Linked DNA regions of Homo sapiens: region 1 is linked to region 2. A link is a contact called in ENCODE Hi-C or POLR2A ChIA-PET data. All regions are on one chromosome and are shown on one strand. Each heading gives the region's core, a stretch centred on a gene start or an enhancer-like site at or near the end of the contact. The rest is flanking DNA. Distances are from core to core; before and after follow the strand shown.

Region 1 (4,924 bases), core at 2,066-4,565, 330 kb after region 2:
CTTTTTTTTTTTTTTTTTTGAGACACAGTCTCACTCTGTCGCACAGGCTGGAGTGCAGCAGTGCAATCTCAGCTCACTGCAACCTCTGCCTTCCGGGTTCAAGTGATTCTCCTGCCTCAGCCTCCTGAGTAGCTGGGACTACAGGTGCCCACCACCAAACCCAGCTAATTTTTTGTATTTTCAGTAGAGACAGGGTTTCACCATGTTGTTCAGGACTGTCTGGATCTCCTGACCGCATGATCTGCCTACCTCGGCCTCCCAAAGTGCTGGGATTACAGGCGTGAGCCACAGCACCTGGCCTCTTTTATTATTATTATTATTTATTATTAAAATTATTAATTTTAACCTATAAAAAATCCTTTTTTAGACTCAGCCCAGGGGACAGTAAGGGATTAAACTCCCAAATTCAAGGAAAAGGCTCCCCCAAGATCAAACTACAGAGGCCACAACTCAGAGTAAGAGAGGCCACAGTTCACCCAGTAGGGAAAACAGCAGAAAGGAAGTCGCTGGGGTTCAGGCCTGCTGGGCCCACAGGGGTTGGAGGCTGGTGGGGCCACCATCTTGCTCTTCCTGTCTCTTCATCAGACACACGATGCGCGCGCACGCACGCAAACATACACACACGCGCGAAATGCTGAAATGATCCTAAAGTCTATGGAGAAACAGGAGCTGGGGTCTTGTTACTACTCAAGAAACCTCTATTGACCAACACTGAAATAAAAGGACTACATGGTGGTCTGAGAAAGAACTAGAGTAGTTAGTGGAAAATTATTAGCAAATATTAAAGGTATTTTGTACAGAAAACACAACACAGACAGACGCAAATAAAAACCCACCAAATTAGATGTGATTAAAAAACGAGCAGGTGCAGGAGTGCGCAGCGTCTGTTCACACCAGAGCCTCGCGGCTGTCGTGCAGGAAGGCAGGCACGAGGTACGTACCGTGGCGGCTCCGTTCACCTGCACCGATTTACACGCGGTCGCAGTGAGGGCGGAAGGAAGTCTGTCCACACTGTGGGTTTCCCTCTGTTTCTCCGCCACCTTGGGATCACTGTAAAAATGCCACCCGATATTTGAATCTCATGCAACATCACAGGCCATTCAAGTCAGTCAACACCAAGGCGCTGGAAGAACACCAATACTCACTCGGGTAAATGAGCTGGGGAGGGGGATCGCTCGTACGTTGCTGATACAGCACAAGAAGCCGGCACCGAGGGCTCTCTGGAGACCACTACAGGAAGGGTGTTCACGCTTGCGTCTGCACTGAGGGTCTGAAACAGGGTCAAGAGTGTTCATCAGAGTCCTGCCGGCACTAAGCGGAGCTGGTACCAGTGCCCGTTCACCCCACCCGTGAACAGCCTTGGGAGAGCAGCACAAGGACATAGGGGAAGAGGGTCTTCTCCAGCAAAAATGTCACAGAGCCCAGGACTATCCTCTGCCCCACAGATCGCCCACCCTTCTCTTTCTCGGCAAATGCCCCACTGTTCTTACATCACAGGCCCTTATCTCCTCTCCCGCAATGATGATCTACAAGCTTATTTCTTAACTGAACAGGCATCAAACACATCTCACCCACCTGGCACTTTGGGCCCAGCACGGCACGGCACAACACCACATGCATATCTGCTGAGTGTCGAATCCTAACACAGTCCAACACAACTCATTCACACCGCTGAGAAAAAACAATCGGCGCCTCCACACCCATATAAATGTGAGCTCCCAGCCCTCCCTGAATTCACAACCCCAGGAAGCAGGTGTGCGAATGCCCCCATCTCAACAGGTGAGGAAACTGAGGCCCAATACCTCTAAGTTAATTTGCCCAAGGCCAGGAAGCAAAGGACGGAGTGAAACTTACTCCCTCCTTACTCCAGCCAGCGACCCCTGTGCAGGGGCTATTTCATGTGTGCTTGATCTTATACATATGGCATGTGATGATACACTTGTCATGCAACTTAAAAAAGGCAGGAGGGCAGGTGCTCTTTACACTTCTGCCCTTAGATGAAGGCTGACGACAGACCTAGAGCCCTTCCAGCTGGAGAACCAGAATCCGCTGCAATTCCTGCGCTCGACCAGCAGGAATCCAGCTTGGTGGAAACAAGAGGGCAAAGGACTCCTTTTGTAAAAGCTCATTTTAAATTCAGGGTAGGGGCCGGGCACGGTGGCTCACGCCTATAATCCCCGCATTTTGGGAGGCTGAGGTGGACGAATCACCTGAGGTCAGGGGTTTGAGGCCAGCCTGGCCAACATGGTGAAACCCCATCTCTACTAATAATACAAAAATTAGCCGGGTGTGGTGGTGCATGCCTGTAGTCCCAGCTACTCGGTAGGCCGAGGCAGGAGAATCACTGGAACCCAGGAGGCGGAGGTTGCAGGGAGCCAAGGTCGTGCCACTGCATTCCAGCCTGGGTGACAGAGCAAGACTCTATCTTAAATAAACAAATTAACTAATTAATTCAGGATATGTGCAGTCCCAATGCAAATGAAATGCAGATCCACAACTGCAGGTCATGAAGCAAGTCAGAGTGACCATCACGAGCTCCATGTCAACAGGGGAAGGGCTGAACCCCATCATTTCTGGAGCCTCCACCCCACTTTGAAACCCAAGGGCCACGCTGTTGACTCAAGAAGCTCCCAAGAAGCAGCAATGGAGCCCACTACACCTGGGTGGTGGCATAAGGCTCAGGGTCAGGCTTTTCAAAGAAGCAATTCTTTCTTCAAGAGAAACCTTACACAAGACTCAAACTGGGCACAGCAGGAGCTGCTGTTTCTGAAGCAGGGTTGGAGACCTGCCTCTTCTCCTCCACTCAATACCAACGGGAGTAGGCTACAGTTGGAAAACTAGAATTCATGATCTTTAAACTGCATTTCTTCTCAAGGCACTAATACCTTAGAAATGACGGTGTGGAAATTTAAGGCTAATGTGACAATCCTGGAATGTACTCAATCTCCAAACAGGAGCATGACCATCTACCAATATGAAAAGGACTAGACACGTCACCTGGCTTTCATTGTAAAGATACTGCATCAAAATCCACCTTAAATTCTGCCCTAGGAAGTGAGGAATGGTTCTATCTACTGCGGGGCCTTCCCTAAAGCCCAGGGTGGAAGAGACACTGACTCTGCAGACCTGGGTGGGGTAGCAAGCAGCACGGTCATGTGGCGTGGAACAGACACGTGGTAACTCTGGGGCACAGCTGGGGAAAGGGCCCCTGGCACAGGGGACACCGGCAACCTGGAGTGCTCAGCAGGTTCTTCCTGGGCTCTTCCTATGCACAGTAGGTAACTGGGCAGAAAACTTCCTCTGTACTTCCCAGAGCCTTCAACGCCAGGTGTGGCAGCCGGCCAAGTCCCACTTCCACCTCCTAAGCACATTAGAGGCCAGAGTGCTGGGCTGAGTGTCCTCTGTCATCTGCAGCTCGGGACGACTCCTGGGATGATATTCACTGCAGTGGAGGCGGCACCTCGTGGGGCAGCCCAGACCTCACCAGAAGCTACCGACACTACAGTGAGGTTCTCCCAGGCTTCTTGCTCCTTGTCTCATGTAGATTACTACACATTTTAATCATTTCCAATACAATTCAGATGTTTCCATTTCATTCTGTTGTTTTATAAAATAAAGGCAGGTCTGAACTACAACAATGACAATGCAATCTAAGTTTCTGGGTGAGAGAAAGGGTGTGTACGGCACATCATGGCACACGTTTCTACCTCTGACTTCATCAGACAGCAATGTTAAGGAGAAGGCCCAGCCCTGGGTTCAAGGCTGGCCTTACTCCAAATCTGTGTGACCTCTGCAATCACGTGGCCTCCAAGCCTCTCTTGAGTATTAAAAACAAACATGTATAAAGAGCTCAGCAAAGCGCCTGACACGGAACCCGTACCTAGACACTGTTGGCAACTATTAGACATGCAATATATCCCTTACCCTTTCTTTGGATGGTCCTATTATCAAGCTAGATAGCCTGTTTTCAAACAAGTCCTCTGTCTTCAAATTGCCGGCAGCTCCAGGTAATGGAGGGAAGCTGGACAGCCCCAGCTCGAAGCTTGGCGACGGAGGCTTTGGTGGCGTTGGAGACTGTGTCTGGCTGCTCTGCAACAGAATGACACCCCAGGGTCACGGTATGGAGAGAGAAGGCCAAGCAGCTTCTCGTTTCCACACCTGTCTGGAAAATATCTGTAGAAACAAGCAGATCATTCAACCCAGACAAGGGCTTCCTCACTCAATTGAAGGTTCTCCCAAGCAACTTCAACCATCTAGAGCAGAGCTGTAAAACTGAAATCTCAAGGATGCTGCTGCCCAAGAGATGTGTCACAAAGGACACAGTGAGGCTAAGGTGACATCCAAAGAGCTATCCACCCATGGCTGCCAGCACTCACGAACAGCAGGGGCAGCTGAAGGCAAGGGAGACACTCTGGAGTGACTCCAGCCCACCAGATGGAAAGCAGGGCAGCCTGAGTCTAGACATTAAACTTTCTCACTTTCAGACAAGTGTTGTGTTACTACAGCATAGTTTTTAATGTGAGTCACAAGATAATTGTAAAAAACAAAATATGACACTCTCTCCACAACCTGTGTAAGAAATTTTACACACGTGCATCAAAAAAGTGGTTTAACAAAAGGGAAGGGGGCTCGAATTCTCTGAAAATAAACTTAATGAAAGTTTATATTTTTAAATAATTAAAAACACAGGATTTGACAACAAATTCTAATCAGATTCTTTGACTTCCAAGAAAGCAAACTCAGTATAATAAGAAGTGAGTGTACTTTGTAAGCCCAAATCTCAGAAGAAAGGCAGTAATACCTTTTATTGGAAAATGATCTATCAACCCGCTTTAACAAGCTGGCAGTCATTTTGCGAGTACGCAGTTCCTCGGCTGAAGGACACATGGCACAGAAAGGGGAAATGAGTTTGCATTTAGTTTAG
Region 2 (4,684 bases), core at 781-3,280:
CAGGCTCACTCAGGCCCCAAAGCTCATGGCTCACAAACTCCTGCTACGTTTTCATGGAAAAAGTCCAGTTATTTTTAACTCTGGACTGCCTCAGCATCTGGTAGACAGAGGTCCACCAGATTCCCATGATAGACTCGCTGCAGGTTTACATGAGCAAACCTTCTAGCAGCACTTTTACATGCCGTCCTTTATTTTGAAGAACCAATGTTTCCCGTGCGAATACAATCAGGTCATAGGTGACAGGTAGATAATAGATGATGCATATAGACAGACGACAGAGATGATGGACAGATGGCAGGTGGTGGGAGGTGAGAGACTGACAGGCAGAAGCTAGCTGGCTGACTACACAGTATCCTCCCTGAACAGCTTCTTGGGTTGGGCCCAAGGCCTGACCTTCAATCAATGCCACGCTGTCACTAGGGAGACGGTGGCTCTGACAGTGCCTGGTGCTTCCTCCATTTCACACTAGGGACACAGTGGCTCTGACAGAGCCTGGTGCTTCCTCCATTTCACACTAGGGACACGGTGGCTCTGACGGTGCCCGGGGCTTCCTCCACTTCACACTAGGGACACGGTGGCTCTGACGGTGCCCGGGGCTTCCTCCACTTCACACTAGGGACACGGTGGCTCTGACGGTGCCCGGGGCTTCCTCCACTTCACACTAGGGACACGGTGGCTCTGACGGTGCCCGGGGCTTCCTCCACCTTCACACTAGGGACACGGTGGCTCTGACAGTGCCCGGGGCTTCCTCCATTTCACACCAGGGACATGGTGGCTCTGACGGTGCCTGGTCCTTCCTCCATTTCACACCAGGGACACGGTGGCTCTGACAGTGCCCGAGCCTTCCTCCATTTCACACCAGGGACACGGTGGCTCTGACGGTGCCTGGGGCTTCCTCCACCTTCACACTAGGGACACGGTGGCTCTGACAGTGCCCGGGGCTTCCTCCATTTCACACCAGGGACATGGTGGCTCTGACGGTGCCTGGTCCTTCCTCCATTTCACACCAGGGACACGGTGGCTCTGACAGTGCCCGAGCCTTCCTCCATTTCACACCAGGGACACGGTGGCTCTGACGGTGCCTGGGGCTTCCTCCATTTCACATTGGTTCAGGCTGAATGATCAATTAATTCCTGCCTCTCTTCTCTCCCTCTCACCTTGCGTCCATCAGGGCATGTGGTCATCAGCATGCAGCTACGTAAACTAAAGGCGCAAATGCTCCGAAAGAGGGCACATCCTTCCCCACGTTTCTAAGCTGGGGCCATCACGTGTCTGTTATCCCGCTAGGCGTATCCACTGCTCACAGCCTGCTTGTTCATATTTCCCCAAACCTGGAAGCGATGGGAACGTCATCCAAGGCTATTTCGAAAGTCAACTCCCGTCTCCGGGGAGGCCCTCCGGGAGGCTGGGTCTAAGGCACACCCTCAAGGCTGCTGTCAGAGAATGTGAACCACAGGAGCCCCTGCCAGAGCGCTTTCCACGTAAAATTCCAAACAGCATATTTTCCTGCTTCCACATCAAGGTACCCATTTATTTAATTTCCTTTTCACTTTATGACAGAAAAGTAAATGCAGTAATTGTAACCTCAGTGAGAAAAATAAGTGATCTCTTTAGAAACATTTTCTACTTCATTAAAAAAACGCCACTTATGTTATTCTCAGAGACTTTCCGTAAGAATTAAAATTTCAGAAGCAGAAATTAAAATCACAAAGAGGAGAGATTTACACACAAGTCCTACTTTGGAAGTGAAAACCCCAGTGAGGCAAAGTCACCAGCAGAAGGTCGAATGAGACTGAGGGATGATGCTTCTTTCCCTCCCTGAAGGGAACAATTCTTTTTCTCACTTATGTTGCAATCCAGAGTTTCAGGGCAAAACCCAATCTTACAAAAGCAGGGAAAGGTCTGCCTGGCAAACGCAGGGTTAAGATGACAGAACAGACAGACACCCGGCCCTTGTGGCTTCCTCTCGGCCTCAGGCACGCACCAGCCAATCTGGCCCAACTGGAACCAGTGCAGAGCCAGTGCTGTGAACGTCAGGCTCAAGACACGGACACTTGGGAGCCGCGTGACCCTAGGGGATGAAAGAAACGGGCCACAGAGCTGCTTCCACAGCGTGGCTCAGCTCCAAGCACACAGACCCACTCGGCAGTGGCGGTTTCCATGTGCAGTGTCAGGAGACTATTTAATGCTGGAATTAATAGTTTATATAACAAAGCAATCGTTTCCATGTTGGGAATTCTACGGCTGTCAGGAGCCCTGGTGCTGCTGCTCTGAGCCTATTGCTTTATAAGGAGCCAGGAGGCCCCGGAAGGCAAGGCCGCAGCCTCGTTTTTAAATCTCCGATAGGCTTCTTCGTTCTCCAGCAGGCGCTGCAGACCGGTGACAGCTCCTGTGTGTACCCCTCGCCTGCACTGGGGACAGGGGCAGGAGGACCTGGGATGTCCTCTCACCCCAGCAAGCTGAGCACAGCAGGGTCCCCCATGGGCCAGCTAACTAGTGTGGGTCGCATTTTTCTCATGGATAAAATATTGGAGATAGCACCTATCTACTTGCTGCCGCAGATGGAGAGATCAAACACACAGGATGTGAAGGTCTCAAAGCACTAAGGACACAAGAAAATCTTTAAAAAAAGTTCAACAAGCATTCATTCAGTATCTATTTCACATTCAATTCATGAGAGACGTCCAAGTTGATGGGAGGACTCATGAACACAGACCTGCTGTGCACCCTGCAGGGCCACAGGTATCGCCCCGTCAGGGGAGGGAGGCAAAGAAGATGGACCACAGAAAACCAGGGGCTAGGAAGAAGCTCAGAATCCTGACCCCAGAAAACAGGGGCTAGGAGGAATCTCAAAATCCCGACCCCAGAAAACAGGGGCAAGAGGAATCTCAAAATCCCGACCCCAGAAAACAGGGGCTAAGAGGAATCTCAAAATCCTGACCCCTGAGAACCCAGTTGTTGCTCTGCTCTGATGTCAACCACCATCTAGGGACCCCAGACGCCGCGGGCCCCCGTGTCGGAGACACTCCAGCTCTGGGGCTGAGGCTCCTTGCCCCAGGCATACCCCAGACAGCAGACAGAAGGGTCGCTGCAAGAATGCAAACGTGGTGAGCCTCTCTCCCCAAACTGCGTTGGAGGCTTCTCCCTGCTGTTTGGGCTGTGACCAAACTCCCCACAGGGCCTCCAAGTCCTTCCCAACCTGGCCCTGCCGCCTTGGCCACCCGTGCTCTGCCATGGCTCCACCTGCACCTGCTGTGCCCATCACCCCCTCATTCTCACAAGCCCCTGCCACATTTCCAGTGCAAGCATCGGCAGCTTAAATTCCATAAAGATCTTTTAAATAAGGTGCCAGGGTAAACATAAAGCCTGCACTAGGATTCATACATTCACCTGAGCTTTTTGCTTAATAAAAAACATTATTTATTGTTATTTAGTGCCTAGCGCCCCGCACTCTGGGCGACAGAGCAAGACCCTGTCTCAAACAACACACACACGCACACAAATATTTAATTAACGGTAGGAGCAGGAAAGAAACACATTTTAGACATGCTGTTGCAGTAAGATCTTACTCGGGCCAGGCAGGTGGACAAGGTCACTTAGAGTTTTACCTTTTTGGTTTTAAATTTGTATTGTCCCCTGTAGCTCTTCTCTTTGGTACGTTAAGAACTCCAGTTAGAAAGGGGATTAAAGGAAACAGCATGTTTGGAATCCATTCTATTTGTAACACATGGATCAAAAGAACAGGTGAAAGATCAACAGAAGTTCACACCACCGCAGTGGTCTTGAAAATAAGCTTCTGATGTTAAAAGAGAATAATGTAGTATTAACAGTCCCTGAAGGGCTTAGAAATATGAATGCCGATGGAATTTTTTAAAATTCAAAGCACGTGTGCAGTGTGCCGCGCGGAGCAGAGGCTTTGTGAGTTTGAGGAGACTCCTGTCCTACTGCAGCCTCGAAACACCCCCTCCCTTCCAGTCCCTGGCAAGACTGGGGGCTCTGCACGAGGTCCCCGGAGATGCCCCAGCAGTCATCCTGGCCAGTGGGAAGATTTAAACATGCCAGTTTCACACAAAACCGCTGTCATAACTTGCTAAAAACTCTTCAGGCAAGCATAATTTCTCCAGTGTGTCCTGGGAGTTAGAAATCCCTCCTTCACACAAAAAGGAAAGAAACCCGACCTGTAGAAAGACAGCTCTGAGAAGACTATGCCGTATTAAACACAGCTACTTCCCTTTCCCATGACATTGATTCTCAATTTTGCAGATCTCAGGCCTCAGCAGTAAGTTGGTTTCAGTGGATGTTGTATTTACATTTTTTGGTGTTGGGGGGAGCGAGAAGGGGCAAGGTAGGGACAATGAAGCCCAGCTTCCATTATTTCCAGCTGGACATCGAGAAGCTGACGTGTAGAAGAATACCCAGCATGGCCCGCCGCCTGCTGTGGGCTCTTCTCAGATGGCCGCCGTGGGCCTCATGGCTTGAGAGCAAGTCTCTCACGCTCCACCCTCCGCTTCCCGACAGACAGAGGGAGAGACCCCCTCAGAGTTTTTTCTTTGGATTGGGAGGGAACATGAGCATGAGGACAGGTGGACAGGAGAAAGGATGGAGGCCGATTATCCACCTACAAAGTCGGGGTCTTACTGCCAACTTTACAGACAACTATGTCATTTAAACACTCCACAAGCAC

Evidence for each region. A loop is a pair of places that touch in the nucleus more often than their neighbours do. ChIA-PET counts read pairs that join two places held with the same protein, here RNA polymerase II (POLR2A). Pooled maps may share reads with other maps.
Region 1: a map of right cardiac atrium shows a loop between it and region 2 (2.5-fold over the local background). The contact joins two enhancer-like sites. A Hi-C loop is called at or near these places in 3 of 168 maps with a recorded cell type or tissue (astrocyte of the cerebellum, right cardiac atrium and upper lobe of right lung) and 2 of 50 pooled maps. POLR2A ChIA-PET finds 5 or more read pairs at or near these places in 2 of 52 experiments (HEK293 and PC-9).

Annotation. Positions count from the first base shown.
Region 1 is chr10:813,801-818,724 of GRCh38, forward strand. LARP4B (La ribonucleoprotein 4B) reads right to left here. Exons shown (of 18, transcript NM_015155.3): 15 at 3,925-4,089; 16 at 1,146-1,270; 17 at 942-1,050. Among named protein-coding and RNA genes, the nearest start is that of LARP4B, 120 kb to the right of the region's middle. RefSeq lists enhancers at 412-912, 913-1,413. Within about 2 kb of position 3,316, at least 8 of the 41 ENCODE cell types and tissues checked have a DNase peak (open chromatin) inside an H3K27ac peak, as active enhancers do.
Region 2 is chr10:489,126-493,809 of GRCh38, forward strand. The region is part of intron 1 of DIP2C (disco interacting protein 2 homolog C); the gene reads right to left. Among named protein-coding and RNA genes, the nearest start is that of DIP2C-AS2, 140 kb to the right of the region's middle. RefSeq lists an enhancer at 2,078-2,605. Within about 2 kb of position 2,031, at least 12 of the 41 ENCODE cell types and tissues checked have a DNase peak (open chromatin) inside an H3K27ac peak, as active enhancers do.